Linked DNA regions of Homo sapiens: region 2 is linked to region 1. The links are chromatin loops, found by intact Hi-C in ENCODE. Cell type or tissue: PC-3. All regions are shown on one strand. Each heading gives the region's core, and the rest is flanking DNA. Links, peaks and the distances in the headings are about the cores only.

Evidence for each region. Hi-C counts contacts between places; a loop is a spot of excess contacts. Peaks named below come from ENCODE experiments on the same cell type or tissue, not always from the same donor. Only the 100,000 strongest peaks of a DNase experiment are listed, where the experiment ranks them.
Region 2: a loop joins it to region 1, with 7 times the contacts of the local background. A loop is called at or near these places in 6 of 110 quality-filtered maps.

Annotation. Positions count from the first base shown.
Region 1 is chr4:37,792,763-37,808,659 of GRCh38, forward strand. No RefSeq gene overlaps it. Among named protein-coding and RNA genes, the nearest start is that of PGM2, 26 kb to the right of the region's middle. In PC-3, for the core only: CTCF peaks have their summits at 9,505 (motif pointing left) and 10,786 (motif pointing right); a DNase peak (open chromatin) is centred at 9,509; H3K4me3 peaks cover 326 bases.
Region 2 is chr4:37,426,276-37,442,172 of GRCh38, forward strand. It overlaps NWD2 (NACHT and WD repeat domain containing 2), which reads left to right. Exons shown (of 7, transcript NM_001144990.2): 4 at 4,297-4,500; 5 at 7,601-7,745; 6 at 12,526-13,115. Among named protein-coding and RNA genes, the nearest start is that of PGCKA1, 20 kb to the right of the region's middle. RefSeq lists enhancers at 5,112-5,406, 14,898-15,897. In PC-3, for the core only: CTCF peaks have their summits at 8,399 (motif pointing right) and 8,599; a DNase peak (open chromatin) is centred at 12,886; H3K4me3 peaks cover 463 bases; H3K27ac peaks cover 1,307 bases.

The DNA of each region.
Region 1 (15,897 bases), core at 5,031-13,030:
GTTAATGCCGAAATGAGTTAAGACTTCGGGGGACTGTTGGGAAGGCCTGACTGATTTTGAAATGTGAGGACATGAGATTTTGGAGGGGCCAGGGGTGGAATGATATGGTTTGGCTGTGTCCGCACCTAAATCTCATCTTGAATTGTAACTCCCACAATTCCCATGTAGTATGGGAGGGACCCAGTGGGAGTTAATCGAATTATGGGGGTGGATATTTCCCATGCTGTTCTCATGATAATGAAAAGTCTCACGAGATCTGTTGGTTTTACAAATGGGAGTTTCCCTGCACAAGTTCTCTCTCTCTCTTTGCCTACCACCATCCATGTAAGACATGACTAGCTCCTCCTTGCCTTTCACCCTCTCTCATAACTGTGAGGCCTCCCCAGCCACGTGGGGATTGAAGGGCAGAGAAGGGCAGAGAAGGGCAAAGGTAAGTCCAATAAACGTCTTTCTTTTGTAAATTGCCCAGTCTAAGGTATTTCTTCATCAGCAGTGTGAAAATGGACTAATACAGGGGTAATCACTGGTTCTTCCCTGTGTGCACATTAATAGACTGGTATCCCATTTCTCCTATTAATCTCCTTTTGTGAGTTGGATGTTCAACAAACCTTCAAGGGGTGAAACAGAAGATTTCCATCGGCCCCAGTCTTCCCAAAGGCACAGAGGTTAGGGGTTTCTCAAATATAGTTTGGTGGGCAAAGGATTAGGGTTGGGGGGCATGTTGATTTGTTGGGTCAGAGATGAAATCATAGGGAATGTCACTTTATGTATTTATATATATGTTTTTCCTCTCTGTGTGAACCTCACATGTATGATTTTTGTTAAATATATTCAGTACTTACTTTAAAAAAAAAATACATTCTTTTGTCTAAACTAGTGGTTCTCAAGAGGTGATTTTGTGTCCTGCTGCCAGGGGACATTTGGCAATGTATGGAGACATTTTTGGTTGCCACCACTGGGCTGTTGGGGGTAGGTGAGGTTCTACTGTCATCTAGTGGGTAGAGGCCATGGATGCTCCTAAACATTCTGCAGTGAATAGGACAGTCTCAAACATCAAAGAATTATCCTGTCCAAAGTGCCAGTAGTGCTGAGGTTGAGACACCTGCTCAAACTCAAAGACCAGTAAAAATTTAGAAAGAGAGAGAGAAAAGTAGAGTGCTTTTGAGTCCCCTTAAACTCAGGCTTAGCTCTTAGTTGTATTGATGTAATTATAATTTATTTGCTGTGTTATTTTTTGGCAGTGTAACCACCCAACCACCCACTGCTCACACAAAATTGACTCACTGAGACCATAGCATTGCAGTAAAGAAAGAGTTTAATTGGCAGAGCTGGCCATGCCATATAGGAGATTAGGGGTTTTTAAAATGCAGTTTGATGGGCAGGGGAGTAGGGTAGGGGGCATGCTGATTGGTTGGATAGGAGATGAAATCATAGGGAATTGAAGCTGTCTTACTGTGCTGAGTCAGTTCCTGGAGCCGGGGTGGGGTGAGACAGGACTTGTTGGCAGGTCCAGGTGGAGCCATCTGGACATCTCCAAAAGGCAATCTTAGCTTCTACAATAGTGATGTTATTTATATTTGCAAGAGTAATTGGGGAAGTTTCAAATCTTATGACCTCCGGAATAATGCCTTGTAATTATTTCTAATTCAAACCCCTCTTATCCTCCTAACTTGGTGGTCTTTCATTAGTTTTACAAGAACAGCTTAGTTTTGGAGAAAGGCTATTATCATTTAAACTATAAACTAAATTTCTCTCTAAGTTAGCTTGGCCCACTCCCAGGAGCAAATACAGTCAACCTATGAAGCTAGAAGCAAGATTAGAGTCAGCTATGTCAGATTTCTCTTACTTTCATAATTTTGCAAAGGTGGCTTCAACAGTGCCTGTAATTACTTTCATTGTAAAGTAACATATTTTTATAACCCAATGACAGTAACTAGATGTTTGATATCATCTGTCTATATTCTCTTACCTACCTTCTTTTATATCACATTATTTTAGTCTGAAAGCAAAATAATCCCTTAACATCCTTTCTAAAGTAAAATGATTTATCCAGTTTTGTTTTTTTTTCTCTATCCCAATCTTAGCATTTCACCTAGGAAAGACTACAGACGTGTTAATCCATGCACATGATTGTTGGGACCATAACAGTTAGATGGCCATCATTGTGTTGCTGCAATTAACCTCTTTCCTCCAGGCTTACATGCTTACCACTTCTATGCTTCACAGAGAAATCATGTTCTCTGGGTACCTATACTCATCATTTCCTCCACTGATCCTTGTTATTTCCAATTCAACCAGTCTCATCTATGCTTCCCTTTTTGGAGCTCTGTTGCTTCTTAAAAGGAAGTTTTTATTGAATTTGTCTTCAATCAGCTCTCTCCCTTCAGAATTCTGTGTATCTGCTCTCTTCCACTTAGTGGAAGTGGTACTTGGTCAAATACATGTCGGTGATGGCGCTCACATTTTGGTTCATACAGCTATTAAACATGTATTTTCTCTCCAACTAGAGAAGCTCCTTTTGGGCAGGGACAATGTCTCACTTTTCATGACATCCTGAAGCACCAGGTATAGGACTCAAACAAAAAGGCATCCATTGACTATTGAATTCATGAGTAAAATGTAGATAATAAGTTTATATATTTGAGATGACATGAGCATATGACTTTATGTCCTCAGAGTCCTAATTTGGCCACCATGAATTGAAGGAAAAGCATCTCATTTCCATGACAAAATCTTTCCTACAATAAAAATTGTAAGTAAGCTTGGATACATTTCACATGACTAACTCATGACCAAAAAGAAACTTGATCTGTGACCTTCAGTAACACACTCGATTTAGAAAATGTGAATGGGCTTAATGATTAGTGACGGTTGCTAAAAATTAAGGCTTTAAAAAATCTTATTTATGTGAATACTAAAGCTGCACACACCTGGAGGTATTAGTTGATGTCCTTGTTGACCTAAAAGGAGGAGGCTGAGGCACAAAATATAATTTAAAGAATTTACTTGAGCCAAAGGGAAGACAGCTGTTGAGACGCTCTTCCCAGTTGCACTGGGGAGTGCTCTGTTAGCTTTTGTTGTAAGCAGGTTTCTAAAGGCAAAGGGAACAAGGAATGGTCTGATGTAAAGTTCTTTGACAGGAATTCTCACTGGTTTTCAGAGAATAACATTGCTTAATGATTGGCCATGCACTGTGGGACTGCAGGATATAGTGTTATAGTGTCTGGCATATGGCATTTGATGGCTACTTGGCATCAGTTAGTCTAGAGCCCACATGGCAAGTGGCTTCAAGAGATAATTATTTAGTTCAAGGGGGAGTGATGTGACTGCTGTTTCATTCAGTGCCTTTTGGGGCCTGATAATTTAAAGGGGCTCTCATTCTTCAGATAAAAATTTTCTTTCCTTCCTTTTTCCTCCACACCATTTTGAACAAACTTTCTGTTTTCTTAGTTATCACTTTCCTCCTAATAGTCTTTAGAGCAAACAGAGCAAGTAAGCCAACCAGAAAAGCCACAGAAAACACACTTTCCATATACCTACCGTCTATTTTCCTCTTAGACGCATACTTGATCCTACGACAAAAGACTTGTCTCCAAATAAATCGATTTAAAATATGTGAAACATTATATCTTTTAAAAAGTGACGTTTCATAATAAAACTATGTCTACTATGCATTTGCTTTGAGTTTTTATAACTTTCCAAAAAAGTTTTCCTCTTGCCGGTAAATACGTATCCTATTTCTACAGCTCTGGGATGGTATCTATTTATTATACATTATTTATCTCTAAAATGTTTTACTAAGCCAAAAAGGAGAAGAACACATCATACGGAACAGTACCCTGTGTAAGGAGGGAAGTGTCAGAGACTCCATAGTGTACTCCCAGTGTGACCAGTGAGAGCTACTGCCCTGCCCTGAGTTGAGATGTTCTGAAATAGCTATTGCATTTCTATGTGCCCTCTTTTTCTGCCATTATTAGCAAACAGTTTTCATCCATTGGCTGACAAAACTGGAGTAATGGATAGTGCTGGACCAGCAGTAAAGAAACAAGGAATATCAGCCTGAATGTGGGAATGCAAGTTTTAGTGCAATTCAACAGCTATCAAGGAAAAGGTCAAGGAGGTCTAGGATAAGGGGCGGCAGGCAAGCGGGCATCAGTGGAGGCCCTTTGACTTTTTGAAGAGCTTCAGAAACAACACTATAGCCTGGAAAGGCTGATCTACACTGGAAGACATGGTAGCTCCTGGCAAGGAATGACCCCAGCCGAGAAGAGCAACTGCTAATGCGTGATGAAGGATGGATGAGGCCTGGGATGCAATGGGCTCATAAAGCACTGACTACCTGGAGTCCGTGAGAGCTCTCATTTCCAGTAGGAAGTTTCACTGTCTCCAGGGCAAATGAAGGATATGTGGACATTATACATTTTTTAAAAAATTTAAGTGCAAGCATTTTTGTTCTCCCCATTTATTTGTTCATTCATTCGTTTATTCAACTAACATCCATTATGTGTTCTTTGCTGCACGCTGAAGATACAAAAAGCATTAAGAAAGGAACTCTGTTTGTAAGAATCTCACAGTTCCTTAGGAGCTGGGTGTGGGATGTTCTTTGCCCCTCTAGATCTATTCTCTGCCCTTCGCCACCTTGCCCAGTGGCTCCTGGAAGCTGACTTTTCTGGAAAGTATCAACAGGGCTCCCTTGCCTTCCAGCTTCAGTTGGGCTCAGCCACTAGGAAGCACAAGAGGAGAGGAAGGGTAGCAGGAGAGGAAGGGCGGCAGAAGAGGAAAGTGAAGCATTGCCCTGGCTTCCTTCATGCCTGCTAAGGCTTAACAATGGCTGCACTTCCCTAAAGCCACAACTGCTGAGAAGCAGCCTGCTTCCAGAACTACAACCAGCTCTTCTGTTCCTGGCTTTTCCAGGCCCAGGGCTGACAGTGGCCCCCCACAGTGTAGCCTGGAAGTGCTTTATCACTCTTGGTTCTCCTTGACCTCTACATGGCCCCTCCATTAAGCTTTCTTTCATTTATTTCCTGTATGATGACATAACAAGGTTAGCTGGGCAATAAGCAAATATCCTATAGTGTCAAGTGTACAATGAGGGCAAGAAAGGATTAATCAGTCCTAACTGGGGGGGGGGGGGTCAGGTGAGGCTGTGGTCTATAAAGTCCTGTCCCTATTCACCCTTTCAATTGCATGCTGAAGTTTCTCTAAGAACATGAAATCAATCACGTTATCTTCCAGCAATGGCAGTGGAAAAATCTGATGACAACCCCAGGAAGAAAGTTCAATGGCCATGTGATTGACTATATAATGATGTTCCATTTATCTAAAAATAGTACTTTGCTTAACTTACACTAACGCACCTTACAGTTATGAGACACTACCTACTTAAAATAGCATACAGTGAAAGTAGACCTAATCTACCTCCTAGTTGAGTAGTAACAAAAATGTCTAACAGTTACTGAGTTCTCAACTAAACCTATAGTATTAATATGATAATTATGTATGGAATTATGCATATAGATATTATGTATAGAAGTGTGTCTACTAATTTCTTACAATGCCACCACAGAATAATAGTATTATTCCCATTTTATAGCAGAAGAAACTGAGGCTTAGAGAGAATTTAGTGACTTGCTCAAAGTCATAAAGCTAGTAAGTGGCAGAGCTGGGATTGTAATCCCATCTATCTCCATTATTAACCACTATGCTCCCTAATAAAAAAAAATTCTCATATCATGTGTTAGCTAAGGTAACATAGGATGCATTAACAGATAAACCCCCAAATGTCAGCGATTTACCATAACATTTATCTCTCACTCATATCAAGTCCAGTTGGTAGTGGTTCATGTGGGAAGAGTCCACTCTAGCTCAACAGTTCAAGACCCAGGTAGACAGAGGCTCTGACCTCTTCAACATGTACCTCCCATGTTGTCCTGAGTGCTAAAGTCCAGCCAGCAGAAAGAAGAGAGAGAGAAAGAAGATTTTTATGATTCAGGGGTGGAAATTCCAGACATAAATTCTACCCTTATTCCATTAGACAGGAATCCATTGTATGATTGGGAAATCAAGTCTAGCTGAGTGTCTAAAAGGAAAGAGAAAGGATTTGATAGACAGCAAGACTCACACTGCTTCCAATTATAACTCCCCAATTGTTCTCAGGTGACAGGAGGCTCTGTCTCAACCTGATGACCAGAGAATGAGATGAAGATCAAGTGGATTCCACAATATTTAGTTTTTGCTGTCAATATCATGTCAGTCAGGAGAACAGATAACACTCTAGGTCTTTCAAACAATGAAAATTTAATAAAAGGAATTTATACAAGGACTGAGAAGCCAAATAGGGAACTGCAAGACTACCCAGAGATTAGAGATACAGGAGGCCAGCACCATCCCCAGGAATTGAAGGTCACTAGGATGAAGTGGTGTCATCAGAGTCCCAAAGCTGGGGCTTTTCTAGTGGGAGATGCCCAGAAGGAGGGACGGGCTATTGGGCAGGGGGTGAAGCCACAAAGGAGACCCAACTACCAAAGAGGGAGGGAGAGAGAGAAAGAGGGACTCTCTTCCTCATTGCCCCAAGTCTTCCTTTAGAGCCTCATTTTGGCTTGTAAATTAAAAACAAAATTCTAAGTACCCCAACCAACTGAATGTACCCCTCTTGGCCAAGGAAACTCCAGAGAAACTGGTTTCCCAGCCATGATGAAACAGACACACCTCATTATACCTTTTCTAATTATGGAGAATTTCTGTAATGAGATTCTGTTGGGAGGTGGAGATTCACAACTAGTATGGGAGCTGAAGGGGACAGATACTTCCTTCTTCTTCCTGGAAGAAGAGATTGAACAGATGACCAAGGCTTAGCCAATTAGATGCTCCCACCTGAGGTCTCAACTCTTGACCACCAGAAACAACTGGAGAGTTTAGAAAGTATTCACAGCACCAGCATCCACACAAGGCAGATCCAGTGGGGCCCCTGGGCAGCTCCAACAGTCATTCCAGCAGGGTGTTCTGGCTGCTCATGCCAATCATGGCTGTCTGATCCCTCTTGGTTCCTACCTGTTTTTTAAGTCTCATTCTTCAAACTTCCCTTTGATCTATGAGCTATTCATTATCTGCTTACATTAATGGGTCATTTCTATTGCTTCAACCAATGCCTGACACATCTACCAATACTTCAACTCACTCCCTCCTTTGTCGTTCTTTTCACCTGTCTGCAAACTTCAGCCTTTGTTTTTTGACTGTGTCCCCTTCTTTGTTCCCACATCCTGACTTTGGATCATTGCTGGGGAAAAAAAATCACATTCTTCAGATTGGAACCAACTGAGAAGTTCAGGCTCTATAACCTCAGGCACAATCCTTCCAGGAATCCTTAGCTCCTCATCCCATTCCCCCAAAGAGCCACTTCAATTCTTAGACATTCTTCTCAAGCCTCACTTCCATCATCTCTTGCCCTCCTCATTCCCAAGAACTTGCAGCAAACAACATAACAACAAATAGCTTGTCTCTGATTCACAGGCAAACTAGAGACCATGAGATACAAACTTGACTGAATAAACAATCACTGTATGAAATCGTTGCAGCTACACTCATTATGTAACTAGTATCTTGTGCTTCTCTTTTTCACCTTAAGGTTATTTTCCCTAAAAAACTACCAAGTATTTACATAGACCACATACACTTTTTCTGCTTAGAGAGTATGTTAATATGTGTGTACTGTGTGTGTGTGTGTGTGTGTGTGTGTGTGCATGAACGTATGACACACGTTTCATCTTTTTGTTGGAATAAACTCTCCCTTTCTGTTTTTTTTATTTTGTCCTATAAATGGAGCAGCTATAACTGGTGTCATTTCTTTTTAGTTAATTCCTTTAGGATATATTTCCAAAATAGAATTATTGGGTTAAAGGGCATAAAGAATTTTTAGAGAGCCAGCTGCATAATGCGAATTTATTCTCCAGAAAGACGTAACCCTTCTGCAGTGGAAAAGCATATTTTCTTTTCCGATGGTGATGGTGTAGCCCTGGCTACACTGGACATTATTATTGCTATTAATTTTGTTTCCTGTTTTATATTCCTTTTATTCTATTGGCTCATAGACTCTTTTTCTATGAGATAATATACTATCTGTTGTTTTGGATCACCTGTAATCATCTACTAAATGTATTCTACCTGTAATTCTTACATGCATGTGCTCATTATGTTTGAATAATGAGGTTTTTATCAGATGTTTAGTGTATTTCCTCTACCTTGTTTACTTCTTTCAATATTTATTTTAATACAGCACGTGTATGGAAATTTTAGTTTGACTTGACATATTTGATCATATGCATTGCATCTCTGGTCATAGCCTGTACTTCTTAAAACTTCAAATAGGCTGGGCACAGTGGCTCACACCTATAATCCCAGCACTTTGGAAGGCTAAAGCAGGAGGATGGCTTGAGTCTAGGCATTTGAGACAAGCCTGGGCAACATAGAAAGAACTCTCTCTACAAAAAATACAAAAATTAGCTGAGTATGGTGGTGCCCACCTGTAGTCCCAGCTACTAGGGAAGCTGAGGTGGGAGGATCACTTGAGTCTGGGAGGCCGAGGCTGCAGTGATCCATGATAGTGCTATGGAACTCCAGTCTGGGCACCAGAGCGAGACCCCGTCTGAAAAAAAAAAAGAAAGAAAAAAGTTTAAAATACTTATTTCTCCTCCACAGCTGAATTACATTTGGTATGATGTTTTCAAAAGATTTTTTTTCATTAACAGTTGCCATGAAATATTTAACTGTTTGACCTATCTGAAATTCACTTCAAAATACCATATGAAATATGGATCAAATTTAATTTTTCTCCATGCTGTTATCTGTTTGCTTGACAATATTTATCAAACAGTGATTTATCCCCCACCCCCACTACCAGCACTTTTTAAAACTCCTGACAATGATTTTTTGATCCAATATTTTTCATTGTGCAGTCAAAGGAATTAATCACTGGAGGCAACTAATATAGGCCTGAAAGCTTTCCTTTGAGAAGCAGGGATTTTTGGCTCCAAAAATCCCACTGGTCAGCACATGGAAAGTTAGGCCTAAAGGGATTTAAAAATTATTTTGTTCAACTCCTCTCTTCTATTACAAATGAGGAAACTGAGGCACCAAGGAATTAAATACAGTACAAGTCACTCTGCAAGAGATGTGGGAAAATAATGGAGAATTAAGGCAAGTAACTAGAAATTAGGGACATGGATTTCAGATAAAAAATAAGCAAAAAAAATGCTGCTAATATATACTAATAATGTATAGAAATACACAGCTAATAATAAAATATAGCACTACTAATAAAAATATACAGCTAATAATAATGGCAGCTACCAGTAACCGAAGATGTACTGTAGGCCAAGCACTGTGCATCTCTTTGAAGGCCCATGCTGACTCGTTAGGATATGTATTATTATTCCCATTCCTGTCCCTAGTAATTTGCCCAAGGGCTGCCACCAAGTGGCAGGAAGCAGGTCCCAGCTCTGTTTCCCTGACTCAGAAGGAAGCATTTTTCCACTGCACCACACTGCCTCCCAGCTACCTGGTGATAAAAAGCAAGGCATGCCAACCAAGCTCCCACTGAAGAACCTACTCCATTAAAACAAAAACCAATCATCTACTAACTTCGTTTGAAACTGATTAAAAGAGCCATCCCAATTACTAAAATTGTGTGACCTGGGACAAATCAAGTGACCACTTTAGAACTCGATTAACTCAGCTGTCAAAAAAGGGCAACAGACAAGATGATCTCTAAAGTCTCTTTCAGTTTTAATATCCTAGGATTCTAATTTCCACTGTCCACTTTTCATTCTTCCATAAGTAATAAAAATAGGAAGAGTACAAATTTCAAAAAGAAGTAGAACCCATTTTGATTTTATTAAAAATATGTTTCCAAAGCATAATTTTAGGGCCAATAAAATTCTTTATGTGAATTAAGTTTAAAATGGTCATAAAAAAATGAAAATAATAGATTAACTAAACTATTTAACAATTATTTTAAACTAACATGTAATACAAAAAAACTGATTTAACAGATTATTTGAAATACAATGGTACTATAAGATGATATGGGTGAATAAATATTATGTTTGACTTAAGGTTAAAAAATAATAGTAATAATAAACAAGTGCCCTCTTAGTTAACAAGGAATACGTTTTATTTAAGTAGATTGTAATGCCTGGTCAAAAAATATATATTTATTAATTCCAAACTACTAATGCTATAACTTCAACTTTTCTTTTTTAGCAATTATTGACTAAATTGTAATTTTTGCTTACATTATTTTCATAGAATATTGTGTAATATACACATTAAATGAAAGCATGTGTTAAATATTCAGGCTAAACATGGTAGTCCCCATTAAATCTTAGATCTTAGTAGGTTTTTCCTTTTTGAAAAGAAATCGAATTCTGGAATGCTTTCCCATCACTGCTGTTAATACAGGCCAAAAGAGGTATCCCATGACAAGCATTTCTGTAGTTGTACCTTAAATCTTCCAAGAAAGGAGCCTAAGGTATCCCATATGTTGAAAAGAAATAGATATTAAGATAAAAAGGAAATAGAGATTTAAAAAAAACTAAACTAAGTCACATTATGAAATGGAAATTTAAAAATCCTTACCTGGAGTTTTCTAAAAATAAAATACTTTGTACTGAGTAAGAATAGACACAGAACACCAAACAAAATGCCTCTTCGTGGTGTGATTCTATGAGTTTTTAGTATTTTTTAAGTCCACATTTTTCTAGTCAAAATCTTTAGCAATATGAGACATATTGCCTGAAGAGGGCACCCTTTCCTTTAACACCAAAATCTATTTGCTAAACCCCTAATATGTAAACAAACCTGTGGGATAAAAGCACTATATCAACTTCATTTTCAGTAGCAACGCTGTTCCAAATTAAGTTAAATTTTTAGTCAAATATACATATATAAGCGTATATTATTTATATAAATAATACAGCTTCAAGCATGAGAAGAAAAATGACTCCTGTATGCCCAGGATTAAATTTAGGAAATAGAAACATTCCAGTAACTTGGAGGTTCCCATATGCTTCTCCCAGTGTACCTTCGTCTCTCATCCTTAAGGGAATCACTTTTCTGAATTTTGTCTTTACAATTCCCTTGCCTTTCTTTATAGCTCTGGGGTTTGTTTGTTTGTTTGTTTGTTTGTTTGTTTGTTTTGAGATAGCTGGAGTTCACTGGTGTGATCTCAGCTCACTGCAGCCTCTGCCTCCTGGGTTCAAGCAATTTTCGTGCTTTAGCCTCCAGAGTAGCTGGGATTACAGGTGTGAGCCACCTCGCCTGGCTAATTTTTGTATTTTTAGTAGAAACAGGGTTTCGCCATGTTGGCCAGGCTGGTCTCAAACTCCTGACCTAAATCTATCTGCCTGCCTGAGCCTCCCAAAGTGCGGGGATTACAGGTGCAGGGATTACAGGCTTCCCAAAGTGCTGGGATTACAGGCCGCCTCTGGCCTCTTTATAGTTTTATTAGCCATATATTGTTTAATTTTGCCTTCTTTAACCTTACTATAACTGTATCAGGCTGTATGAATTCTTCTGTGACTTCCTTTTTTGATCAATATTAAGTGATTCAGATCCAATCATACTGATACATGTATCACACTGATACTGGTACATGCATTTTTGGCACTGTGCAGTGTTCCATTCTATGACTATATCAGAAATTTTTACTTATTACCTATGCTTCCATGGTAGACTTTTTGTTTTGTTGCTGTTACAGGTAACACTGCTGTGAACTGTTATGCATGAGCCTGGCAGCACATATACACAACAGTTCCTTTAAGACAGAGATGGGCAAAGCATGACTCCCACAGGACGAACCCAGCCCACTGCCTGTTTTGGTATGGCCCACAGCTAAGAGTAACTTTTACATTTTAAACGGGTGTAAAAAAAGAAAAAGGAAGAGAAGAGTGTTTTGTGACATGTGAAAATTATATGAAATCTAAATTTCAGTATCCACAAATGAAGTTCCATTGAACACAAACACACCTAGTCACTTACATGTTGTCTATGGCACAGATCTCCGGAAGCCCAAAACTTTTATAACACTATCTCAGCTTTTACAGAAAATGTTTGCAGATCCCTGCTGTAGGTTAAAAATGCCCTAAGATGGACATTTGTGTTTCAGGTGTAGAGGGGAGAGTGAGTGAACAGGGAGGGGGTCTTTTGTCTATTGGTCTCCCTGGACTGAAGAGAGGGAGAATAGAAACCAAACACTAGGATTCTCAAAATGGTTTATTACCCAGAACTCTCTGTCTGGGTCAGTCAAGAACCATTTTCAAACAAGGAGATGGAGGGAATTTTTAATTTTTAATTTTTTCTTTCCATCTTCTAAGAAGGTGTTGGTACTCTGTTTCCCTGAATGTTGTTCTCTAGACTGGATTGATTTGTTTTCCTTGTGTCTTCAGTGCAGTTTTCTTCCTCAATGGTGTAGGTTGAGTGAATGCTGCCGTAGTGTGTGAGAGACTAGTGTCTCACCAGCTGGCACTTAAAGACATACAGTCACAGTAGCGTGACTGACACTCATAGACGTGCGGTGACAGTAGCAAGAGCAATCACAAAACTGTAATTTACTTACCAAATTTCTTCTTTTCCATTACCTCGCCTGCCTGTTTAGAGAAAGAGAAAGAATAATTTTAAAGGGATTTTGAGGTGTCTTTTTGGATCCTTATTGTTTCAAAGGGAATTTGGTGGGGCGGTGGGGAGGCAAACTCTTTTTAAATAAATTCCCTCTGAAAAAAAAAATCCAAAACACTGGCATCTGAGTAGGAATATGAAAATTACGCCTTTTCCAAAAATTAAGAAAAAATGTCTTTACAAAATAAGAATAATTTTTGAAAGGTAGAACACTCTTTTTTATTGGCAGTTTTGATAAGCAAGGCATAGATTTTACATTTTTGTCCTTGCTTCCACTGAAATGGGATAAACAAAAATAAAATACCATCTATTCATGGAATGTTGTGTTAGCCAGTCTGAAACCCCATCCTAATTTTTATATAGCCATCTTTTAGCTCTTCCTTTGACAGAGCAGGCCTTGTTTGGAATTGTTCTGCTTCTGACTGTTAAATATCTGTAAACCAAAAATAAAATTCTAAGCCCCACCCGCCCCCCAACCATCTGAATGGACTTCCTGCCAGGGCACTCTAAAATTTATCCTGAAAGACTGGTTCAGGCCGTGATGGGAAGTGGAGGATAAACAGGCCTCATTGTATCCCTCCAGCTTTAACATCAACACAGACCTTAAGTCTGAAAAGAAACATTTACGATCCATTCTCTCTGAATCCTGCTACCTGTAGGCTTCATCTGCACACTAAACTTTGGTCTCCACAACCTCTTTCAACCAATTACCAATCAGAAACTTTTTAAATCTACCTACAACCTGGAAGCCCTCGCCTTCCTGCACGTTTCAAGTTTTCCCACCTTTCTGGACCGGACCAGTGTATATGTTAAATGTGTTTGATTGATGTCTCATGTGTTCCTGAAATGTGTAAAATCAAGCTGCGCTCCAACCACCTTGGGCACATGTTCTCAGGATCTCCTGAAGATTTATTCTTATGTGCAGAATAAATCTCTTCAAAGATTTTAGAGTTTGACTCTTTTCTTTTCTTTTCTTTTTTTGAGACAGAGTCTTACTCTGTTGCCCAGGCTGGAGTGCAATGGTGTGATCTCGGCTCACTGCAACCTCTGCCTTCAAGTGATTCTCCTGCCTCAGCCTCCCGAGTAGCTGGGACTACAGGTGTGCACCACCACACCTGGCTAATTTTTGTATTTTTAGTAGAGACGAGGTTTCACCATGTTGGCCAGGCTGGTCTCGAACTCCTGACCTCAGATGATCCACCTGCCTTGGCCTCCCAAAGTGCTGGGATTACAGGTGTGAATCACCTCGCTCAGCCAAGTTTGACTCTTCGTCAACACACTGATGACCCATGCACTGCACATCTTCGTTCTCTTCTTGCTTCCCCATTGGCCTGAGTTTCTTGTGCATTCCTCCTCTCTTTCCTTTGTTAGAATAGGTACATCAGCTGTGCAAATAGAGAAAAAAAAACAGTATTCCGCACCTGTGGCATTTATGTAGAGTTGCAGTTGTGTACTGTGGAAAATGCGGGCTTTTGTAACAACGTGAGCTTTACTAATGCACTCATGACAAGTACCCAGTGTATTTTAGCTATTTTAGTAGTATTTGTTCAATAAATATGCAAGCTATAAGGTAAAAACAAATAAATAAATACCTAAGATGGAAATAGCAAAACATGAAGTACGTGCTTTCTTTCTTTTTTCTTTTGAGACAGTGTCTCACTCTGTCACCCATGCTGGAGTGCAGTGGCGCCATCTTGCTCACTGCAGCCTCAACCTCCCGGGCTTAAGTGATTCTCCTACCTCCACCTCCTGAGTAACTGGGACCACAGGGACATGCCACCATACCCAGCTAATTTTTGTTTTTTCGTTTTTTGGGGGGTTGTTTTGTTTTGTTTTTGTAGAGACAGGGCGATGTGGTTTGGCTGTGTCCTCACCCAAATCTCATCTTGAATTGTAGCTTCCATAATTCCTATGTGTTGTGGAAGTTACCCAGTGGGAGATAATTGAATCACGGGGGCATTTTCCCCATGCTCTTCTCATGGTAGTGAATAAGTCTCATGAGATCTGATGATTTTATTAGTGATTTCCCCTTTCACTTGACTCATGCCACCATGTAAGACGTGCCTTTTGTCTTCCGCCATGATTGTGAGGCTTCCCCAACCACGTGGAACTGTGAGTCCATTAAACCTCTTTTCCTTTATAAATTACCTAGTCTTGGGTATGTCTTTATCAACAGCTTGAGAACAGACTAATACAAAGGGTTTCACCATGTTGCCTGGGCTGGTCTCACATTTCTGGGCTCAAATGATGCTCCCACCTCAGCCTTCCAAAGTGCTGAGATTACAGGTGTGAGCCACCATGCCCAGCCCTGAACATTTTTTATTTCCCTTGTTTTCCAAAGTGACTCTACCCACATATATTCCCATCACCAGTGTATGAGCATTCTCAATGTTTTCGTGGTATATGCAGAAAAAACACATCAGCTATAGAAATAAAGAAACTACTCTTCTGTGTACCTAGGAGTTGTGGTGGAAATTTCCAACACTGTTTCTGTACCTGCAATAAACTATTAATAATAATTATGACTGTATGTTGGCTAATGTTGGATAACTTTCCTGAGTTCAAGCTCGTCAGTAGACAGGGTCCTGGAATGTTGATGTTGTCTAGACAATATCCTCTCACGATATTTGATCAAGGCCAAGCCCTGGGGTACCCAGCTCCTCCATATAGAGGGATTTCATCTGGCTGAGCCCATCCATGGGCCCTACAAAACCAGGATGGTACCAAGTGAATTGAGTGTAACTGGTGCAACTTCCACGTGCTTGTGAATTTGTCCTGCAATCCCCTGCTCCTGAGACCTAAAATGAGCCCTAAAGCTTAATCCAGAGCTTATTTTCCAGGCCACTCTCATGATAACTGATGAGTCTTCATACAGCAAGTATGCCAACAATTAATTTAGTATCTACTATGTGTTCTGTTCTAGGCTTTGAAAAGAAGGAAAACAGGCATCCATTAGAGAAAAAAGTGCCCAAAACTCAAACACTATAATAAGGAAGCCCCTTTTATATTTAATACAAAATAATTACAGTGTATTAAGAAAGAAAATACCGGATTCAGTTAAGTGTGTCAGCGCTTTAACCTATTCTAATTCTACTTTTTCATATTAATTGAGAGAAGGGTAGGCAGGGTGCAGTGGCTCACGCCTGTAATCCCAACACTTTGGGAGGCCAAGGCTGGTGGATTCCCTGAGATCAGGAGTTTGAGACCAGCCTGGCCAACATGGCGAAA
Region 2 (15,897 bases), core at 5,374-13,373, 370 kb before region 1:
TTATGAGCATTCCACCTAAAGGAAGAATCAATAGAGAGAAGGAAAAGAGTAAGGGAGAACAATCCAATAAGTAACTTTAAGCCTGTAGCATATTATTACTTTTCTGAAGTTCTGTATTACCACTTTATATATAGTAGGCACTCAATATGTATTTGTTATTTGAATGGGATGAGGATATTTTTTCTTCTTTAGTAATCTTTAAGGAACATTCTGCCTTACTATATCGATTAAATAATTACAGTATTTGGTGCCAGGTGCTCAACTGAAAGAAATTATTATTTTTAAATAGCTCTTGATTTTTGAAATGATCCTCTGTGGTCCAGGCTCTGCCCCTTCAGTACTCGTTAACCATTCCTCATGAGACCATATATGCACTGCCCATAGCAATGGCTCTCAACTTCTGAATTCCTTTGGAACCTCATTTTAAAATGCAGTTTCCTTGGAATCTTCACTCACAATGTTCTTTCCATCTGAGAATGGACCTAGCAACCTACATTTTAGCAAGTACCCTGGGAGATCCAGGGAGCATATCATCCAGTAGATGATCTGTGGAGCATATTTTAGGAACCAATCCATAGATTTGACTGAATCCTAGTCTCTAAGACCAGCCTTGTTTAGAGCAGAAAGAAGTTGAAGAACGAACAGTACATTGCTGTGCAGTCATGATGGTGCTGTCCAGGGACAAGATCTTGTTTCTGTTCTCTCTCTTTTTTCCTCTTCCCTGCTTCATGCCCAAAACCCAGCTGGTCTTGCCTTGGATTGTAGTAGCTAGTCCATGATATTCCAAGACCTAATTGGCTACTAGATGGAGTGTTGTCAATTACTAAATCCCATATTTAATGTGCTGCCTGTCTACCTGGTCCTCCACCAATGACCAAACTCCATCTGTATACTTTCTTGAATTCTACCAATGCCTACTGCTTAGACATTCTCTTATTCCCTATTTTGCCCATGTGGGTCTGTTCGATGGCACATCCGAGCATTAAAACCTCATTCTTAGTGGCACACAACCCTGACAAAGAGTGCTGAGTGTCCAGAATTAGGCAAGATAATGGGATAATCACCAGGTTGGTTACCCTAAAAGAGATAATGTTCCTCTGTGTGTGTGATAAAATAAAAGGTCATGCCTATTTGCTTAGCAAAAGAGATTTTGGAAGAGGGAACCATTAGAAGTTGGGAAACAACTTGAGATACATCATTTGTGTTACATAAACCTGTTATCAAGATTGGCCCAATGTAGATTAAAATAGAAGTGCTCTTAATTGGGCTTCAGGCTAATACAGTGGGTTGGGATTAGCACACCCTCTGTAGAAGCCTCATATACCATGCTGAAATAATAGATACCAATAATGTGGCATCCCTCCATTCTAGCCCCTTCTAAAGGGACTTTTGCAGCCAAAAAGAACAGCTAGGTTAGATCTACTTCCTTTCTGGTCATTGAGGCCAGTACTGAGGAGGCTTGAGCTTTGAGGCAGTGAATTCAGTTACCCACAGTCACCTTCAGTAAACCAGTTATATGAGATGGCTTATGTGCTAAGGAGAGAGAGAGGACATGGTCCAACCAGGGATATGTTTATACAGTACCTGCTTAAGGAATATAGCTGAATTGAGTATTGCTCACAAAACTGGTACCTTCCCAAATTGTTACTCTACCTATTGAGAGCTGAACTATTTTATTTGACTACAGAAAGAAGCTTCAGAGAAGAGCAGAACAAACTTTAATGATTTCTTTCTCTGTCTTGGTTCATTCATTTAGTCAACAAATGTGTTTTAATCATTTCTATGAGCTAGGAATAAACAGCTCTGGCCTCTCCCTCAGAGAGCTTACCATTGTGTTGTAGAATTTAGGTCATGAATTTACGTGGACACAGATCTACCAAGGACTTCTCTTAATCTTTCAGCTGCCTGTATCAGATGAAAAGAACACTGTGAATACTGGATAGGCAATAGAAGTAGTCAGAAATGCCCCCTAGGGAAACCAGACCTGAAATTCACCTTCCAGTGGATAAACACAGCTTGATGTTTATGCTAAAATGCTAATCAACAAGAGGAAAGAAGAAAAATGCCCCCAGATTGAACAGAAAGTGTCTCATGGATACAATAAAGCAGACAAATTGCTTTGGTTACTGTAGGGTTATGTAAGAGGTCCTTTGTGTTCCCTCCTTATTTCTGCTAGATAAGATGAAGATTAATTGAAATACCAAGTGCTATATAAGCTAATAGTTTTATTAGCTTAAACCAGAAGTTCAGCCACCTGGAGGACTTGCTAAAACATAAATTGCTCAGCTCTGTAACCAGAGTTTAGTTTTTAGTAGCTCTGGGATGAGGCTTGAGAATTTACATGTTCCCAGGTGTTGCAGATGCTGCTGGTTCCAGGTCCACACTGTGAGAACTACTGGCGTAAGCAGACACTCTCAGCAACCTTGAAAGTGTTGCTCCACAAAGCAAATAGGCAGTACCACTAATTTTTTTTTAAGATGGAGTCTCACTATGTTGCCCAGGCTGGAGTGCAATGGCACGATCTTGGCTCACTGCAACTTCTGCCTTCCAGGTTAAAGCGATTCTCCTGCCTCAGCCTCCCCAGTACCTGGGATTACAGGCACACACCACCATGCCTGGCTAGTTTTTGTATTTTTAGTAGAGACAGGGTTTAACCATGTTGGCCAGGCTGATCTCAAACTCCTGACCTGAGGTGATCTGCTCGCCTTGGCCTCCCAAAGTGCTGGGATCACAAGTGTGAGCCACCAGGCCCGGCCTACACCACTAAATTTAAAATGTTTAAATACCTGCTGGTTTTCTCACTACAAAATAATATATATGTATACCAAAAAAAGGTTTTTAATAAAAAATAATAAACTTATTAAATGACCTATGTAAATTTAAAACCACCCAAAGATAGCCCTTAATAACCTTGCTTTGTATTTTTATAAAATGTTTCTTAGGTATGTTTGTGTATACATATATGCGTGCTATTCTCTCTAACATATGTACGTAATATTCTCTCTTTTCTCTATATATATAAATATCAAAATCACTGGAATCATCTTTTATTTTTTTGAGACAGAGTCTCATTCTGTTGACCAGGCTGGAGTGCAGTGGCGCAATCTTGGCTCACTGAAACCTCCCTCTTCTGGGTTCAAGCAATTCTTGTCCCTCAGCCTCCCAAGTACCTGAGATTACAGTCACATGCCACCATGCCTGGCTAATTTTTATACTTTTCAGTAGAGACGGGGTTTCATCATGTTGGACAGGCTGGTCTTGAGCTCCTGGCCTCAAGTGATCCACCCGCCTCAGCCTCCCAAAGTGCTGGGATTACAGGCAAGAGCCATCGCACTCAGCCTGGAATCATCTTATGTATACCATTTTATAACTTACCCTTTTCACTTAACATATACTTGTAAACATCTTTCTAAGTCAATATAGTTGTATGATACAATTTAGTACATCCTTTGAATGAACATTTAGGTTATTACACAATTCTTTCAAAGAAACTAATTCAGCATAAATATTCTTGTAAGTCCTGATTTGCATCCTTAATTATTTTCTAAAGACAAATTCCCAGAAGAAAAAAATGCCAAGTAAAAAGTTATATAGATTTTTAGGGCTCTGAATACATATTGCCTGATTAGGCTTCAAATGCTAGATCACTTTACATGCCCATCAGCACTCTATGGTTATTTTCTCACACCTTGACATAAAGGCTGAGTACATATTTGTTCATTGTTTTTCTGTGAGAGGTTTCTTTTGCCAATTTAATAGAGAGAAAATGCTCTCTTGTTTAATTTTGAATTTTTTTTTCAGTTGCCAGTGGGGTTACTAGTAGTATCACATTCAGTGATGTCATACTTCTTTTTATTGTAGCAGTGTGAATCTGAAGCTTAGAATTATGCTATCAGTTCTTGACAGAGCAGTTCTTTGGTTTGAGGCTTTACATGTTTGACATTTTTAAGGTCTAGCACATCATTTTTCTTTGATATGAACAAACAAATCTCAGAGTAGATCAGCTTTTGTTGTATTATGTAAACTTTGAGAAAGTAAATTGGCTGCAAAAACTATTTTGAATTCATCTGATGTGATATGCAGTCTCATTTCTCAGCCTATGAATAATTTGTTGTAATATAGTTGATCTAATTTTACTTAGGAAATCAACTATCCACTGTGACCAAAAGAGAAAACTGATGGAGCAATGTATCTTGTTATCTATTGATTAATATTTATTCAGTGACCATGTGATGTGAATACTAAAATGAACTTTCTTGGTGATACACTAAATTGAACTTTCTTGTTGATACACAGGGACTATTAGGTGAAAAATATGGGAATATCCGAATCCCTGGAGAAGTTGAAGCCTCAGAGTTTGAAATGATTTTGGATGCCGCCATAGAGGCAAAGCTGGAGACCAAGTTGCTGGAGGAGTGGTACTGTCGAGATGAGAACTCGGTGCCAGCAGCCTATTACCTCAGACCCAAGTCAGAAATGCTGAGAAGCAATAGAAATGCAGTAAGCTGCCTTTCCCTCAAGCCTATGGATCTGTCCATTACTACATTTGTTACCATTTATGTCATCCGGGGTGGTGCTGCACAGAAAAGGCAGAGTAGACAGAAAGTTACTCTGCCCTAGGCCCCAGGTTTTCCTTTTAACAACTAAATCCACACTGATCCTTAGGCAAACACAAATGAAACCACAATGCCATATCACTTTACACCTGTTAGGATGGCCATCAAAAAGTCAAAAGATAATAGGAGTTGGAGAGGATGCGAAGAAAAAGGAACCCTGTTACACTGTTGGTGGGACTGTACATTCGGGCAGCCTCTCTGGGAAACAGTATAGCAGTTCCTCAAAAAATTAAAAATAGAACTACCCACTTCTGGGTATATATCCAAAGGCAATAAAATCACTGTCTTGAAGAGATATCCACACTCCCAGGTTCATTGCAGAATTGTTCACAATAGCCAAGATATGGAAACAGTCTAAGTGTCTGTCAGCAAATGAAAAGATAAAGAAAATGTAGAAGGAAATTAAGGAACATTTATATACACACATACTGTGATATTATTCAGTCTTTTTAAAAGAAAGCAATCCTACCATTTACAGCAACATGGATGAACCTGGAGGACATTATGCTAAGTGAATTAAGCCAGGCCCAGAAAGACAAATACCATATGATCTCACTTACATATGGAATCTAAAAACGTTGAGTTCATGGTAACAGAGAGTAGAAGTGTATTTACAAAGGTCTGGGATTTAGAGGAAATAGAGAGATGTTGGTCAAAGGTCACAAACTTTCATGGTGTCTATAGTTAATTATAAACCTGAAATTGGCTGAGAGAGCAGATCTCAAGTGTTCTTACCACCCACCAAAACAAAGGAAATTATGTGAGGTAGTGGATTTGTTAGTTAGCTTGATTGTGGTCACCATTTCACAGTATATACATAGATCAAAACATCACATTGTGCACCTTTAAAATTTAATGAAAAAAACTAAATCCAAAGCTAAGAAACTATAAATTGTCACTCACCTTTCCATTTAGCATCTCTGACTTTCCTTCTAGGCTAATTTTCCTTCCTCCTGAAGTATACCTTTTATAAGTTCCATCAATGAAGGTTTACTAGTGATACTGATTTTTACTTATTAATATTGGTATTATTAAACAATAATTTAATGAAATAATTTATTATTAATTCTTAATATTAATTGGTTAAAGTTCCATTAATGAAGCTCCCTTTGCTTCTCTGAAAAATTATTGTTTTGCCCAGTTTTCTATAATGTGTCTATTTGTTCTGATTGGTATATGTCATGCTTACTGTATCTGTGAATTCATATAGTCTCTTAATTCTAGAAAATTCTCAGTCATCTTCTCATCAAACAATGCCTCTCTTCTGTTCCCTCTGTTCTTTCCTTGTGCTCCTTAATTACATTTGCCTTCAGCCATCTCAATCTGTCCTCTACAGCTTCTAATTCTCTTTCACATAATCAATGAAAATAGATCATTCCACATGATCAGTTAGGTTTACCCCAATATTCCCACCCAGAGAAACAATATTCATACAGATAATTACGTTGAATAATACATGTGAGGGTGAAGAAGAAAAAAAAAAAAAAAAAATCAAGAAAATTGATCACGTGAAACTGATCATAATCATATCATCATCATAATCATGATCAGTTTCACATGATCAATTCTCTTATCTCTGTGCTGCTTTCCAGAAGATAGCTTCAGATTATTTTTCCAGTTCACCAATTTTTTTCTTCAGCTGTGTTCATTCTGTCTATACATTGAGTTTTCAAGTTTGACAGTTATAGTTTTTATTTTGTGAAAGGTTCATGTGTGCATTTGTTTTCTGTGGGAGGAAGTCCTTTGTAAAATCTACCTAGCTATTATTTATAGTCTCTTTTTAAATTTTAACTTAATATTTTTTCTTTAACATCTTAAACAGTTCATTTATATTCATGCATCTTATAGAGAGTGATGGAATGAGACTGATTCATGCTTGAGCATCATGGAAACGTTATTATCTACTTTCCAACTTGGCTCCCAAGTTTATGATAGGTCCTTTAAAAGCAAATGAAAAAGGAAGAGGGGAAAGGTGGACCTGTTCATTGAGTAGAATATTTAGGGAGATTGCAAAGAAGGCATGGATATCCAACCCTCTGCCAAAGAGAATGTCCTTGATTCAGTCAGCACCCAGGCAGTTCCAAGAGCACAGCTGTGGGTTATCCGCAGTTCTCCACTTCGGGATCTGTGTATTTGTCATTCTGGTATCCAACATAACACATTTTCTCTGTGCAATGGGAAATCATATCAGAATCCTTGATTTTTCTTCTTCTCCCTCACATATATTATTCAAAGTAATTATCTATAACAATATTGCTTCTCTGGGTGAGAATATTGGGGTAAACCCAAACCATTTCCCAGTTAAAGATGCCAGGAGTAAATATAGATAGCAAAGAACCTGATACCCCAAGAAACCAGTTTCTACCATGATCTGGGGGATTTTCTCATATGTTACTATTTAATTTGCTTTAATTGTTTCTTCATTTATCTTTATGATCCACTAGGGAAATTGAGATTATTCCTAAAACCCCACATGATATTTCTGCATAAATTATTATTGAATAAATGAATGTGTGAATAAGATTATCAAGACTATATAAATGTTACTTTATTGGTAGGCAGTCCTCCCATTTTATCTCCCAGTGGACCATCAAAACAAATGAAGTTAAAACAAATAAAGACAACTAGATATAACATAAGAGCACCTCCCCTTTAACTTTCTCTCCGCTTTGGAGGACACCAGAGATTATTTTCTTATGGCATTTGTATCAAAACTCAAAAGGGAAAAGCATGGTATATAAGAAAGTCTGACAAACACACCGTATTTGGATCACACCCTTGTGTAACTTGGTCAAGTTCACATGCAACACAGAAATAATTTCTAACTTTCAGGGTTATTGAGATTAAATTAGACACTGTCTGTAAAGCACCTATCATAGTATTGGCACATAGTAGGCCTTCAAATAATAGAAATTTTCTTGTTCTTAAATATTATTTTTCTTTGATGATTGTAAGACTAATTTCTCCCTTTTACATTTCTATAGATGCAGCCTTCTACCAATGCTGAAAACGAGAAGACATGGCAAGAGATATCAGATGAGATCAAGAAGATATTTAAGGCTGCTGTAAAGCTGTTACACGAAAAGGGTAAAATGAAACACAGCCAGGCTAAGAGGTACCTGTTCTCAGGTAATTTTCCCATACCTTCAGTAAAATAAGAAATATATCATTAATAGGTACATCTACTGCTTCCCTTTAATGCCCTGCAAATTTAATCTCATTTACTGCCTGGTGAAATTTAATTTTTCTAAATGTTCCCATGTTCTGGAGAAGCAAATGTTCTTTTGTTTTAATTATAGAAAAGCCTTCCCTTAACTCTAAGGCTTCTCTAGAAAATGTGATTTTAAAAGAAGCCAGAGGTGGCCCCGGATATAATTGACCATATTCTGCCATGATTTCTCAGTTGAGCTGTTCATTCATCACTTACCCGCTTATCCAGCAAATATTAATGGATCTATTGAGTTCCTACGTGCCAAGCACTGGGGAGACAACACTGAGTAAAAACACAAGGTCTCAGGCCTCCTGCAACTTATTTTTTTAGAGGGAGGAAAAATATTCATAAAATATATATTCATAAATGATAGCCAAGTAATCAAATAAATGAACAAGATCGTATCAAAAGTGATTGATAAGTATTATGAGTAAAATAAAGCACAGTCATAGGATAATAGTGACTGATAAAGGATGTGGGGATCCAGATTTAGATGAGGTGGGCAAAAAGGAGAGGACTTTGGACCTGAATTACGGAAGAAAATCAGAACTGACAGTGCCATATGCATCTAAGGTAGAGAATTCCCAGCAGAGGGAGCAACAGATTTAAGATCTCTGAGACAGGAACGTGCTTAGCTAATTCCAGGAGCAGGAAAAATAAAAGATAGCTTTACTTTTTTTTTTTCTTTTTTTTTTTTAACTTTTACAGAGAGGGAGAGATGAGGATAGAAGTTGGGCACAGGCCATAATAGGAAGCTTGTGTTTTATTCTGGGCGAGATGGGAAGCCATCAGAGGGTGTGGCACAAGGGATTTGGTAGGATCTAATTTAGCATTAAAATAAAAACCTCTCCAGCTATTTGGTAGGCTCAAATTTAACATTAAAATAAAAACCCACCCAGTTATTCAGGTATACTTCAGTCTATACCATACCAAGCATTCTGCGTACAGAGGCTCACCTGTTGGCCTTTCTCAGCCATGGAAAGGAAGCTTTATCATTAGAAGTTGCTCAGGAAATTACAGAACTGAAGGAATATGTCAGTCATAGTTTCCAGGGAACAAACACAACTAGTAAAAGTAGTCAGATGTGTAGCATTTATTTTGAAAGTTGATAGTAAAAATTTATAAAGGGAAAAACTATAATAGCTGCGTTTTCAGATTGGTTTTGAAATGGTGCGGCAAAGCATTCGTGAAAACCTAAAAGGCACTTGGTAATCATTCTCACTGGATCCATGTGGGTGAAGCTCAGAGAAGTTACAAACCATTTTGACAAATTCCAGAAGGAAGCTGTTTTTAAAAATTAGGTCTTATTTAAAGTCTTCCTGAAAATACCACAATCGTCAGGAATAAGTACTGTATTTAAATATATAGATCAGGGTATATCCTTGTTCCTTTGGAACCTTTAGATCCACCTTTGAGGCTCAGGCTCTTCACCTTTATCAAAGACAGAACAACCCTGTTCCTTCAAGAGCTGTCTTAGAAAAAAGTACCTGGAGTGAAGCTTTCCTATTATTTATGTAAAAAACACCAGTCTGGGGAAGTCATCCTCTTATTTACAATCGCACAGCTCCAGTGTTTGGTTATTTCCCTGGCAAACACTTGTCCTAGCTTTCCCCACACAGTGAAGAACTGTGTCCACATAGATAGCCATGTGAAGATGAGAAATTTCATGTGAGCCACTACAAGTGGAGTGTTTTCTGCTTGGGGTTATATCTCCTGAAGATATACATGCTCATGACAATTTTACTTATTTTACGTTCAAACTCCTTTTAAGATCATGTCTGCACAATCAAAATTGCTGACGTGCCAACTCTTTCAAATGGATATAGTATATATTATATTTTTAGAAATCTTGAAATAAGAATACTGGATAGAACCTGTTAAAGGTGTATTGTTTATGTTTGAATGTAATTTTTCACACTTCTAGTTTCACCTTTTTAAACAACAGGAGAGGACGAGAAATAAATTAGACTCTAAAATGGTGCCCTTCTGAGAACATCAAAACTCAGTGGCCTTGGGAATCGTAAAGAAATTAATTTCTCATGGATAATAGTTACCAGGACTGGAAACCTATTTCCACCATTACCTTCAGTGGATGCTCTCACTGGTTAAATTTCAGGACATTAAGGAACATGCAAAAACAGAAAATAAATATAATATTCTAATAATGCCCTAAAATTCTAAAATTTATAATATTTATAGATAGGCATCAGAAACTGTGAATAAAATTCCCATAAAATCATAAGCATGCACTTCGCCTCTAAAAATAACTCTGTAGAGTTGCCTTTGTATCATAGCTCTCATTTATTTAGGTATATTTAAGTCTATACCATACCAGGCATTCTGTGTACAGCATTTATCCCCCCTGAGCCAAGCTTAGATGGGCTCTGCCAAATTAGTTTATCTGTATTTCTTTTTTTGCTCCATTTGTGATCAACACTTCTGCTTGATACATCCTTTTCATAAATGTGATAACAATGTCAAGTTATAGTTGAATTGCTTTCTGGGAGTCAAAGGTGGCAGAGCATATCTCTGATTATAATGCATTATATATAGATACTACAGTTTGACCGCTTCCTTTCTCTTCATGATGCTCTCAGAATGTAGCAAGCTGTTAATCCAACCTGCTAGCATTTTACACAGATGACTAGAAAAGAGATGGGTCCAAGGCTGCTTTCTGTAGTAGCTCATGATGTCCAGATTTCTGGCATCTTCCCTTATCTACATTATAACAAGTTCTTACTCTTCCTTAAAAAGAATAGTAGACATATGTTTATAAGCTCCTTTAACTGGCTTCCTTAACCAGCTTGCTCAATTAAAACCATTTGTAAAATGTACTGATGCTCATGACACAGCTTACTAGGCACTGGTAGCTATGAAAATATCTTTTTCATTTAGGTTGAAAATTTCCATTGAAAGGCTCTCATTACTGAAAAAATATTATCACAAGAGTTCCACCGAAAGGAACCATTTTTAAATAAAATTCTCACCCTTCTTAATAGTTACATTACAGAATATATGTATATATATTCTAGATTTTGCTTGACATTGGAGTTATGACCAGCATGTAATTTTTTTCAATTTATGGCCAGACCAGCCCTGTGTATTCAGAGCCTCCCTGACAGAAATTCACAATCTGAGATCAAAGCACCTGCAGATTCTGTGGCTGATGAGGGCCAACTTCCCGCTCACAGATGGCTGTCTTCTTGCTGTGTCCTCACAGGGCAGGAGGGCAAGGGAACTCTCTGAGATCTCTTTTATATGAACACGACTTTCATTCATAAAGGCTCTGCCCTCATGAACTAATTACCCAAACGCCCCACCTCCTAACACTATCACACTGAAACCTAATCAGGTTTCAACATATAAATTTCTGGGAGACACAAACATTCAGTTTATAGGGCTCCATAATGGATTATTTTTCTCAATGTTCTGTTTTCTCTCACCATTGTATCCTAAGCGGCTGTCATCGTGCCTGGAATATAAAAGGTGTTCAATGAAGAGCAATTACATGAAGGAAAGGGATGGTGAAGGAGGAAGAAAGGAAGAGCAGCCAATTTTAAGAATACTTGCTTTGTCATTCATTTCCATTAGCTTATTTTACATATTTTTAATTTTTCCCTGCACAATGATGTTTTCATTACTACTGACCCAGTTTAAAATTTTCTTATGGGGACACAAATTATTTATAATATATATGTACTTGTGTGCAAGCATATGTATTGTAAGCCATAATACGGTATATGTTAGAAGAAATGAAGTTATATACTAAGTCACTTTTTCTGTACTTGTTCTGATGGATATTATAACAGTGACATAGATCACCCAGATTGATCAGTCATCAGAATATAATTATATTTTGCCTTAAAATGTGCTTTTGGGCTGGGCGTGGTGGCTCACACCTGTAATCCCAGCACTTTGGGAGGCTGAGGCAGGTGGATCACAAGGTCAGGAGAAAGAGACCATCCTGGCTAACACGGTGAAACCCCATCTCTACTAAAAATACAAAAAATTAGCCGGGCATGGTGGCGGGTGCCTGTAGTCCCAGCTACTTGGGAGGCTGAGGCAGGAGAATGGTGTGAACCCAGGAGGCGGAGCTTGCAGTGAGCCGAGATTGCGCCACTGCACTCCAGCCTGGGCGACAGAGCGAGACTCCGTCTAAACAAAAAAAAAAAAAGAAAAAAAAATTTGCTTTTATATTGATATTTGATCATATCTGACTAGGACTCAATATACCTCAAACAAAATGGTGAGGTCACTTTGTTAAGGAAAGACTGACAAGAAACGGTTAACTAGTTACATCCTTCAGCCTCCTCCTCTTTCTTTCCTGGCCCAGATGGGTCCCTGCTGTTCCCTCTTAGAACCTCTGAAGTCTGAGAGGAAAACTGAGCAGCAATTAGAAATAGTAGATATTAGAAATATCCACTATAACTTTGATATGCTTTCTTTATTATGCTTATGTCCAACCTCTTCCTAAACTTGGGGAGAAAATTAGATAATTTTATGTAAAACCTGTTCTCCCGGGTTGCTGGCTGATTAGGAAAAGACAAATAGGAAATCAAGAAATTATTCTAAAGATTACTTCGCTACAAACCATAAGCAAAATAATTTACCACTAATGACTAAGTGTTGACTATTGAGAATGTGGGTGTGTTGCTCCTTTGTTCTAAGCAATAAACTCCTTCTTATATTTTCTTTCAGCTATAGAGGATGAGTTTGACTTTGCTCTGGGAAAACAAACTCCAGCATTTCTAAAGAAGTGTGTTTGCTACATTAGGAAAATTGCTAACATTGAGCGCTTTGTGAAAATCCCAGAGATGGGAAAATACATGGATATAACTGGAACAGAACCGAGGATTATTCGGGACCCAGAAGCCCAAGAGAAGCTGATAAAACTCAGGGATGAATTTATTCCTACTATTGTTGCATCATCTAATCTGAGAGTGTACACATCTGTTACTCATTGTGACATGAAACTAGGCTACTCCCAAGAAATAGAAAATCATTACATCGAAGGACTTGGTAAACAATTTTATGAGGACATGATTGATATAATTCAGGCAACGATACAACAGAATTTTGACACTGAAACTGATACACTCTATGATGAAATCCTTCAACATTCATCATTATGTAAAACATACGCCTCCTTCTATGAGTACAAATGTGAATCTCTAAACATAGTGCATAACTACATTCTTCCAAGCAAAGCTGGACACATCAACCCTCTTATTATATATGGTGGGCCATGCACTGGGAAGACCCTTCTGCTAGCTGAAGTAGCAAAGAAGGTAAAAGCCTATTCTTTCCCGTGTATATTTGTAAAAACTTGTACTTTTGGAAAATGGTAAATTAATCAAATTCATTTCTACTTTCTGAGTTTACTATGTGAATTATAGTTGGTCTTTTAGGAGTGAATACTGCAGTGCTTCTTTTTTGCTGGTATAACAGTTATATTGAGAGAGCAAAACTCATGGGGTACAACTGGAAAGCAAGTTTATTTTTTTCTTTCACTGTTCAGACTCATGTTGTGGGCTAGTTCCCATCCCTCACCCCATTTGGATGAAAACCCAGGCCAATCTCAATAACTGTTCTCATTCCTTTCAGACAAGGACAAGCCCTCTGGTCACTCCAGTCTGCTAAATCAGTCTCCGTTCAGTAATGAGTATGTCCAGGCTAAGGTAAAAATGAAAATATCAGTCTACACCTTTCTTCCCCATCTGGGGCCTCTCATAAACAAGGCACCTACAGTGGGAAATGGGGATCTTCTTTCTTTTTCCACGTGGCACTTCTTTCTCTCCTTTCCTAATCCCAATGACATTTATGATTCCTATAAAGTCACAGTTTAGGGGATATGGGAAAGGTAAGGTGGCCAGAAAGTTATTACGTAACCAGTGCTGTTCTGAACTGGACTGTGAACTCTCTGTTCTTAGCACATGTTTAAAGCTGCCTCCCATCTCTTTGGAGGCCTTTTCATGGCTTCCTGGAGGTCCTTCCCCTCCCGTACCTCTGCCCTATCTTCCCTGAGCATCTCTTACCTACAGTTGCCTAGACACAGGGGAATGCATCTTTTTTCTAGCTGGTTACTTCCTCAGCTCCTAGACATCCAGCAATGTGCTTCCAGTACCTTTCTGCTAAGATCCTGTCTACATCCCAGCACACTCCTTAGACAGGACCTGCGAAAAGCAAACAGAAACCCTTGTCAGCTCACTGTAGCCTGCCGTCCACATGTAGCACATGGGAAACACTCAGGTATTGTTTTGCCCTGAGGAACTCTAGACCTCTGGGCCAGTCCCAGCCCTGTAGCTCTGTCTCACTTCTCCATCACAGCAGCTAGGCAGCCTCAGTCACTCAGCCTTCATGGTTTCCAGATGTCACTAGGTACCAGATGCCTGTATCCCCAAGCTGTAGGGGGCATTCTATAGGTGGTCCACTAAAGTCCCTTCCTCTTGGCTGGAAGTCAAGGACAGGCATCTCTCTGACCTCCTTCTAGGGAGGGGGAGGTGAGAGAAACAACCCGCAGCACCCTGATCCCCACCATTTTTCCCTGCCTCTCCAGTCTTCTTTTTCAGACTAGCAGCGGGTAATCTGTTAACAGTAGCAAAACTGGTTTTCAGAACCTCCCTTTCAAGTCCTGCATGATGGTCTGGAACCTCACTTTGGAATGTGGTATCTGCTGAGTTGGCTCTTCAGCCTAAACAGGATGAAACTAGTTCCATTATTTTTAACCTCCTCTTCCCTTAGTGTCAAAGTGTGGTGGTTTATTTTATTATGGTGTTAATTCTGAAGCTCTGTGTTATTCTTCCCATGGTGACTCTCTTAAGAACAGGACTTTCTTTAAGTTCACGAATATTCTCATAACCTGTCATGTGCTACATAATCTCAAATTGGTCCTCTTGAAGACAAGAACAGAGACAGTTGCATTACACTGTATGTGAGGATTAGGTTCCAAAGTAAGCCCATAGGTGAAATCAGGTATATTCCATTTACCTTTGAAAAGTCCATAGGAAGTCTAATTTGCTTTTTCTTAATCTATCAAGCCCAGCTGGGTTTTCTGCTTATGTTAGAAGATATAGCTTTTTCTTTAATTAAGCACCAGATGAAGTAGCAGGCTTGTATTTAGGGTCCACATTGCATTGCATAAATTGTGTATGCATATGTTTATGTGCCTTTGAACAGGAATTTGTATGTGTATCTTCAAACTTTAGAATTATTCCAAGTAAGCAAGATAGTAACACCATGAGGGGCACCTGAGAACTGAAACCAAATGAGTAAACATTCACATATGCCATTTTGTAATCACCCTAGGGCCCTTTTCCTTGTGGAGGAAAGGAGCATACAGGCCGCTGGAGGAAACAAATATCGTTCAATTTGACTAAGTCAAAGGTTCATGTGATGCACCTCCACATGCTCTAGCACAAGAGGTCAAGACTTATGTGGGATGTGCTGATTCCCTGCACAGATAAGCAGTCCCAGTGAGGCAGAGTGTGGTAACTGTTCAGAGTTGGTCAGTTTAAGGAACAGCTTTCTGAGCTCTTGCTCTTCTAGATATTTTGTCCAATAGCCTGAGTCTGTCTATTGACTATCCAGGAGTCGGGTCCTCCAAGAAACTGTGCCTCTTTTTAGGTCCTCTGCCTGCGCTTCACTTACCTTTCTCCTGGGGAATGTCTGACTCACCGTCAACAACAACCTGTACCGTCCTGTGACCTCATGTCCCTTTGAGGATGCAGATAGATATCTCATTTTTATCTCATGTGTCACCCAGCATTTCCATGACCATGAGCTCGTGATGGTAGGGCTGCTCTCTACAGACATCACATGTTCAGCAACATGTGACTGGGAGGACGGAGGAGGATGCCTGTAGTTATCATAAGCAATCAATGTAGAAACAAACCGGTGTTTTCAGATTTACCACCAAAGGATAGTTGTTGAATGACAAGATTATCTTCCTTGAAATCAGCTTCAAAGGTTGAGGCTAAACAACAGCAACGAAATGTTTATTTTCCTTAACAGCTCCTTATAAAACTGACCTCCATAAATCTTTCTAATTTTATTCATGCCTTAACCTGAACT